3 separate regions of the Homo sapiens genome follow, and all the other regions are linked to region 1. A link is a loop called in an ENCODE intact Hi-C map of the cell type or tissue named here. Cell type or tissue: IMR-90. All regions are shown on one strand. Region 1 overlaps FLT1 (fms related receptor tyrosine kinase 1). Region 2 overlaps FLT1 (fms related receptor tyrosine kinase 1). Region 3 overlaps FLT1 (fms related receptor tyrosine kinase 1).

What was found. Hi-C counts contacts between places; a loop is a spot of excess contacts. Peaks named below come from ENCODE experiments on the same cell type or tissue, not always from the same donor. Only the 100,000 strongest peaks of a DNase experiment are listed, where the experiment ranks them.
Region 2: a loop joins it to region 1, with 3 times the contacts of the local background. A loop is called at or near these places in 8 of 110 quality-filtered maps.
Region 3: a loop joins it to region 1, with 2.5 times the contacts of the local background. A loop is called at or near these places in 9 of 110 quality-filtered maps.

Annotation. Positions count from the first base shown.
Region 1 is chr13:28,475,353-28,477,852 of GRCh38, reverse strand. All of the region lies in intron 1 of FLT1 (fms related receptor tyrosine kinase 1), which reads left to right. Among named protein-coding and RNA genes, the nearest start is that of FLT1, 19 kb to the left of the region's middle. In IMR-90, no CTCF peak of the experiment used is centred here; a DNase peak (open chromatin) is centred at 1,502; H3K27ac peaks cover 775 bases.
Region 2 is chr13:28,322,957-28,325,456 of GRCh38, reverse strand. The region is part of intron 20 of FLT1 (fms related receptor tyrosine kinase 1); the gene reads left to right. Among named protein-coding and RNA genes, the nearest start is that of FLT1, 170 kb to the left of the region's middle. RefSeq lists an enhancer at 2,029-2,500. In IMR-90, a CTCF peak has its summit at 1,065 (motif pointing left); a DNase peak (open chromatin) is centred at 1,066.
Region 3 is chr13:28,336,864-28,339,363 of GRCh38, reverse strand. FLT1 (fms related receptor tyrosine kinase 1) reads left to right here. Exons shown (of 30, transcript NM_002019.4): 17 at 64-196. Among named protein-coding and RNA genes, the nearest start is that of FLT1, 160 kb to the left of the region's middle. In IMR-90, no CTCF peak of the experiment used is centred here; a DNase peak (open chromatin) is centred at 1,493.

The DNA.
Region 1 (2,500 bases):
AAACAACTTCTGAGTAGCATAACACTACTGGCAATTATGATCCATTCTATAAGACGTGACGTCAGAGCTCAGTTTCCTCTCAGACCTCTAAACAGTGACATTGGATAAGAACATAAGCCCGTGGGGAGTATGCTTCAAATGTAAAAGTGTCCTGCCACTGATAGAGAAAACAGAGATGTGTCCAAGCCCTTCCTAACAGACAAAACGTTCCTGTATGCATTTTTAGGGTGTAAAGAGTGTTTTCTCTGTTCGTGTCCATTTGCATAACCAGACGAAGGTCTACCAGACTTCTCTACCGAGTATTTTACGAGTTATGTCTCGTGCCCTGTCAACCAGATCTTGACCTTTGCCCTAGGCAGCTCAGATAACTTTCATGACATCGTATGGTAAACTGAAATGACATATTGTTAGACAGCTCTATGGAGGTGGTTTTTGAACTCATTTAATAACAGACCAGCGGTGTAGGAGTAGAGCATTTTTTGGGAAAAGGTAACTCCTTGGTCAGCAGGAGATTTCTCCCAAACCAACCTTAATTAACTCTGATGTCACATGAAAAGGAGTTGTGCATGGCTATAGGTCATTGGAAGGGTAGGTCCCTGATGGTAGCCTGGTGACAGGCCTAATGATCAATGAATGTGCCCTGTTAAACTGTGACCCTCAAAGAAGGCAGTGTCAAGTAAAAAGCTCAGAGAGGCATGCGGAAGACATGTTTCCCTCATAAACATAGACAGTAGGAATGTTGACGTTATTAGAGCATTTTTTCCTGGTAAACATTTTAAACCACACAGATTTTTTTCCGTGTAAATAACTTTTCTGAAGCTTAAGGAAAAATGAGTAAAGTCAATGACCCATGTATGGATGGGATGAAAACTGTCCAAGTTTTGATGATTTTAGACTTTGGCCACTTCAGTGGCTAACACTGTGATGTCTTTTGTGCCAAGAGCTACAAAACCTATCTATGAGTTTCATTGACAGACAATTAAAATATGAATTGTAAGACAGCCTTAAAATGAACAAACCAGAGCAGAATTATTGAAATGAACATAATTGCGGAGAAGTGCCAATTCCAGTTGCTGGTGTTAAACATTTAGGTAATTTCTTGATTTATTTTTTGACACCTGGATTCAAGACATAAATGCTATATACGTGACTATTTTGAATTTTCTATTCAGACTTTGAGATCAGAGACTTCACATATTGAATCTAATAGTTTGAGGATTACTTAGAATGGCAAAACCTCTAAAGCAAGAAATCAGTGTGGTAAAATAGTGCGTTTAATATACTATAAAGATTTAAAGGAAAAAGCAGGTTCCTAGGATTAGAAACTTTCTACAAACTAAATATAATGTTGCTGGACAGCAGCTGCCTAAACATTCAGTCCTATTGTGGACCTTAAAGACCAATAACACAATTACTCTAAAATAAAATATTACATATTTGTAAAGTTGCCCATGTAAAAGTCACAAATAATCTTATCTGCATAAGGGATTAGTCAGCAGTGAGTCACAGCTTCATACTCTTGCCACATTCAAGTCAATTTCTAAATCCCCGCCTAGAAAGAGCTTTCCCTGAGCCTAAGCTGAATGAAAAATGTAATTAAAGCACACACCAAAAACCTCTTCTAGTTCTACATCAACCTCCCCACCACCACTCAAACAAACTTGACGTTCTCATGGAGAGAAAAGTGTATGCATGCGTGTCAGCAAGCGTGTGTGTGTGTGTGCATGTGTGTGTGTATTTATGTGCACATTCTTTCATTTCTTTACATTCTTTCTTGATTTAAGGCCAATTGTTTTGGAAGACAAACCTGACATTTTAAAAATTAGTATCATTGCTAACTGTGGGACTGAAAAAATATGCTTTCAGTTCATACGAATCCCCATGACTTTCACATCTTCTATTTAGTCTGTTGGTGGATGGAATATGAACTCTCTGGCCTTTCTCCATCATTCTGGAAGTGAGAGGAGATGGGACATTATAATGCTCTTCATCAAAGCATGGGCCCTGTCAGCATAGCTGGTAGTGTAGTCTCCATTTAATGTGGTTACTTTAATCTAGGCATTCACTTATAATGCCCACTTCATATTATCTGATAAATACTTGGATAGAGATATGACACAGAGGTTAAGAACTAAGAGTTAACTTTTTTTTATTAAGTTTCAGAGCCCTATAAGAATAAGCATCGCAAATAAAAATGTTGGTAGCGTCCGGAAATTTGCAATTGCATTCTTAACCCTTCTCCCATCCTTGCCACCAACCCCAAAGATTCTATGAGATTTAGTCTATGAGATTTCGGCCTTTAATAAGCTACATCTTAAGGAAAGAATATTTTCTCTTATTGTGAATTATGCTTAATTAACCTCGAACAACCTTTGTAAAAGGCTCATGATCTTAAATTCAAATTTTAGAAACATGATACTTAGGGATCTCTATTTAGATAAAGAGGCCATTTATCATTCAGGATTATGTACTACTGAAAACACAGTATGCAAAATCAAAG
Region 2 (2,500 bases), 150 kb after region 1:
GAGAAGTCAAGTGATTCGCTTAAGGACACACACCTACCATGAGGTGAAGTCAGAAGGTGAAAGAACTCAGCTCTCTTGACTCCTCCTCCACTGCCTTTTCTGTGCACCACACTAAATGAGGTGAAAAAAGCATAAGAAAAAGTGGAAAGTGGTGCCTTGGGCTGAGGGCAGTACAAATTCCCCTTAGTACTGAAATTTTGGACTGGCTTCAGGAAGAGCTAAGCCAGCAGAATACCCTAGGGACCTGGGCAGGATGGAACGTTTGGGTTTGTGCGTCCTTTGTTTTGAAGAGTTTGCTTCCTTCTCTGGCTATATTTAATGATTTGCCTCCCTGTGCAACTTGGTGGAGCTTAGTGTTTTTGTGGAAAATCCATGGCTGTCTTTCATATTTGGAAGATAAAGGTAAAGGAAAGGCAAAACCAAAAGGCTAAATTGAAAATGGAATACTTCATTTTCCAAATAAATTAACTGGGATCCTTAAATATGGTTTGTAATAAATTCACTATATTCTGCCAGAGTCCCAAGAGTTCAGTAAATTACCTTTATTTAACAAAAGTGGTACTGATAAGCAAAGCTGAATATACAATTGATTGGGAGTCAGGAAGGGAGTGAGAGAGCCTGAGTTTTGGTCCTTGGAGACATGCCTAGGCTGTGACTTTTGGGTGCCGTGGGGAAGAAGGCTGTCCAGGGAGAGTTTTCACATGCAGAGCCCTGAGTGAGCCTGTGGAGCATTTTTCTCCCCATGCTATTGCCAGCGCTTTCTCTGATGCCTTCTGTCCCACAAAGGATCTTGTGAAAAATAAAATTCCAGTCCCCAACTGAACAGAATCCAATATAACTGCATTGTGGAAACACAATAACAAATAGTGAAAGTCTTTACCTGCCCTCAGGTGGGTTACCTGCAATGGCAGTGGGTATTCACTCTGAGGCCTGCCTCCCTCTGCAACCCCGGAAGGTCTCTTTTCAGGGGCTGGGAACCTTGGTGCCCTTTTGGCTTTTAGACTAGGTTAGGGCTGTCCCTCCTGAAGCTTTCTCCCAGTGCTCTGCTTGCTCCCACTGTGCCCTCTAGTGGAGGGATCACTCTTGCTTTGTGACATTTCTAGAAAAGCCCAGGAAGGATGGGGTACGCGGGTTAATCCTAGAACTGCCACACCATGCAAATGGATCAAGGGACACCACTGAACTCCAGTCCCTCTCTGCTTCTGCCTCAGTATTGCTGTCTAGCAGAATCTAGGCTACAAACATGGTCTTGTTATAAAGCCACTGAAAGTGCTAGGTTTTAGAGTGTCATAGTTACTAGATGAATTACAAAAGGCAATAAAAATCTTTTCTGGTTTCCCATGAACACCCAGAACTGACAACTCCTTTCCTATGAATCATAAAATAATAGTATAATAGAGCTTTTCAGAAGAGGATAATTAAACTCAGAAAAGTAAGGTGACTTGCCCAAGATCGCATGATTAATGGAAGAGCCAAATGAACCAGGGCTTGGATGTGCAGTCCAGGGTGAAAGGCCATTGCTACCCTTGTTAGGATCAAACTGTATCTTTGTTTAAATGGAAGAGAAAAAAAGCAATGTCCATGTTCCCTCCTTCCCCAAAGAAACCTGAGAAATTGGTAACTATAGCCTTCTCTTATAACTCCTCCTAGGGATTACAGAGTGAAGCACCAAGCACACTGAGGATCCTTTCCTCTCAGTGATGTCATCCTTCACAAGATGGCGTGTGGCATGGAAAAGTGGTTAAGGGCACAGATGTGGGCATCGACCAATCCTGGGTTCAAGCTTTGCTTTTTTTTTTTTTTTTGAGATGGAGTTTTGCTCTCGTTGGCCAGGCTAGAGTGCAATGGCGTGATCTCGGCTCACTGCAACCTCCACCTCCTGGGTTCAAGCAATTCTCCTGCCTCAGCCTCCTGAGTAGCTGGGATTACAGGCATGCACCACCATGCCCGGCTAATTTTGTATTTTCAGTAGAGACGGGGTTTCTCCATATTGGTCAGGCTGATCTCAAACTCCCGACCTCACGTGATTCACCTGGCTCGGCCTCCCAAAGTGCTGGGATTACAGGCGTGAGCCACTGTGCCCGGCCAGCTTTGCTATTTATTAGCTGCATGTGAATTTGATTACTTTACTTCTCTGAACCTGTTTCTCCATGTATAAATAAGAACTACTTCGTAAAATTGTTGGAAACACTAAACAAGAAATGTACCTAAAGCTTTTAATATACCAGCTCACACAGAGTAAGCATTCAGTAAATACCCACCACTCTTAATTTTTTTTTTTTATCTGATCTAAGATGCTGTCTAGAAGCCCAGGCAAGAGCACAATAGACTCTGCAACTCCAGAGGTAGTCAGGCTCCTGGACACCGTAGGGCCCCTGTGCTAGTTCACGATCCATTTTGAGAAGTGAAACGCTCTCATTTCTCATCAGGCGATTGCCAGTTGAGGGACTGGTTTCCCACTGCTGTGCTGGAGCTCCTTTTCACCTGGGTCCTTTTCGGT
Region 3 (2,500 bases), 140 kb after region 1:
GAATATCTAGGATTTGTAAAGTTGTTTTCTTCTCGATGACTTTGAGATCTCTTTATTTCTCAGTCTTCTTCTGAAATAAAGACTGACTACCTATCAATTATAATGGACCCAGATGAAGTTCCTTTGGATGAGCAGTGTGAGCGGCTCCCTTATGATGCCAGCAAGTGGGAGTTTGCCCGGGAGAGACTTAAACTGGGTAAGATATTTGTTCAACAGATTCATAAACCTATACTGAGCACATATTACATGAAAAACACTGTGCTTTGAGAGATGCGAAAGTAAACTAGACCTGGGATTCTACCCTCCAGCTGCTCACAGACTAGCAAGGGAGATGGACACAAAAGTAAATAATTCCAATGCAATGCTCAGATAACAGTACAAGGTGACACGCAGCACCTGTTTGTTCTTGCAACAGTTATTAGGCACCTTCTCTGAGCAGCAGACACTGGTCTAAGCCCTGGAGACACAAAGGTGCTTGCATCTCTTCCCTCAAAGGGCTCAGTCTGGAGATAGGTGCAAAAGTGGTAAGTGAAGGGCGGCGGAGAGAGAGGCATTACAAGTACACGCACGCTTACATAATGAAACTGTTGAGGGATTAGAAATATGTGATCCAGAACATAATTGAGGGTGGCAAGGAACAGTGAAATCAAACATTCGGTGAAAGAGTTGGTGCTCTTCAAGGCCATGGATCAAAAAAACCCTCTGCACAAATCCACAAATTACATACTTTGATTTTCCTGGGAATGTCCAGACCGAGTAGAAAGCCCTAGGGGAATCATTTAAGTTTCACTTTTGAAAAGCAAAGACTGTTGTTTTCCAGGTAGGGCAGATGCTATAAACAGCAGGCAAATGTGCTTTCCCGCAGCCTACCTTCCAGTTCCTCCAGCTCAGACGTCACAAAGCCCATTAATCTCCAGCCTCTGGTGCTACAAAACAATTGGAACCTCAATTACTCCTACCCAAAATGTTTGGATTGTGGCTTCTGAAAGTTTTCCACTCACTCCTGTGTATGCCAGAGTCATTAGTAGTTGGAACTAAGAAAACAGATTGTGGATCCAGTGTTCTTGGAGCTTGTCCCTCTCGGTGTGGAGAGCCTGTTGTTCCAAATTCAACAGTATCGTCCCTCTCCTTACATGCAAATGATACTGGGGTGAGGGATTTAGGGGGCAGAGAGAGGAAAATGGCTTTTGTTTTTCTCTTGGGCCTTGAAATGATTCTGCTTACACTGAGGAAGGACTGGCCTCAGGAGCATGTTCTATTTGGCTTGGGGAGGAAACTTGGAAATCAGTTAAAAGCTGGAGAGACAGGAGAAAGCCAGCAATGGCTGTGGACAGGAGGAAAAAATCAACTACATTTAGAGTAGTTAAGGGCAGGTGGCACACTGGAAGAGTTCCTTCTGCAAGTCTAAATTATATGGCAGCTAGCCCAACCCCTCAGTGACCTTGGCAGGAAATATGGGATAATTTTCCCACAATCACGAGCCATTCTCAGCTCACATTGCTTTCCAGAGTTATTAGTCATAATCAAACATGCTTCTTCCAGTATAGGACACATGAGCTTTCTGTCCCATCGCTTCATTCCTTCCTAGTATCATTGTGATCCACACCACATCACAGATTGCTAATCCTTCTACCAGAATTCCCCTGGGGCTCTGTGGGTTTAAATAATCCCATTTCAGGAGAGTCTCCTTGTTGAAGATCATTCTTATCACTCTTTTCCTTTCCAGAGTTGCCACATGCTAGAATTTGGCTGATGTCCATTTGAGTGTCTCTGATGGGTGAGAGAAAGTGTGTCAAGTCTGCTAACTTTGTCTTTCAATACAGAGTGTGGCTGCAAGGCCCCGAGGTACACTCCTCTGATTGATTAACGTGGGAGCAAGGAGGCCCAAGACTTGTTTATTTCTTAAGCCAAATAAATGACAAAGTAATTTGAAGTAATGTCTAGCAACTGAAAATAACCCAGATTATGTCCAGATAGAGAGAAAAGGCTGTTTTAACTGGCAGTTATACTGGGGTTGTAAATGTAGAGAAATACACAAGGTTATATCTGGTTTCAGCTGTATCTACTTGTTGGTTACTATCAGCAGCCCTAGTGAGTGGGATTGGAATTTATAGTACCTGATAGATGGATGCAGTTGGAGGTTGGGTCAAAGGTGTTGCTACCATTAAAATTCCTGAAATCCAAGAACAAAAAGAATCTTAAAAAAAAAAAAAAGATTCCTCACTAACCCATGGGAGGGAATTCAGCTTCTATAAATTTATCACAGAAGTTAGGAGATAATTCAGCTCCTATATATTTATTATAGAAGTTAGAATAGGCTGGGTGTGGTGGCTCACGCTTGTAATCTCAGTGCTTTGGGAGGCTGAGGTGGGTGGGTCACCTGAGGTCAGGAGTTCGAGACCAGCCTGGCCAACATGGCGAAACCCTGTCTCTACTAAAAATACAAAAATGAGCCAGCTGTAGTGGCGCGTGCCTGTAGTCCCAGCTACTCAGGAGGCTG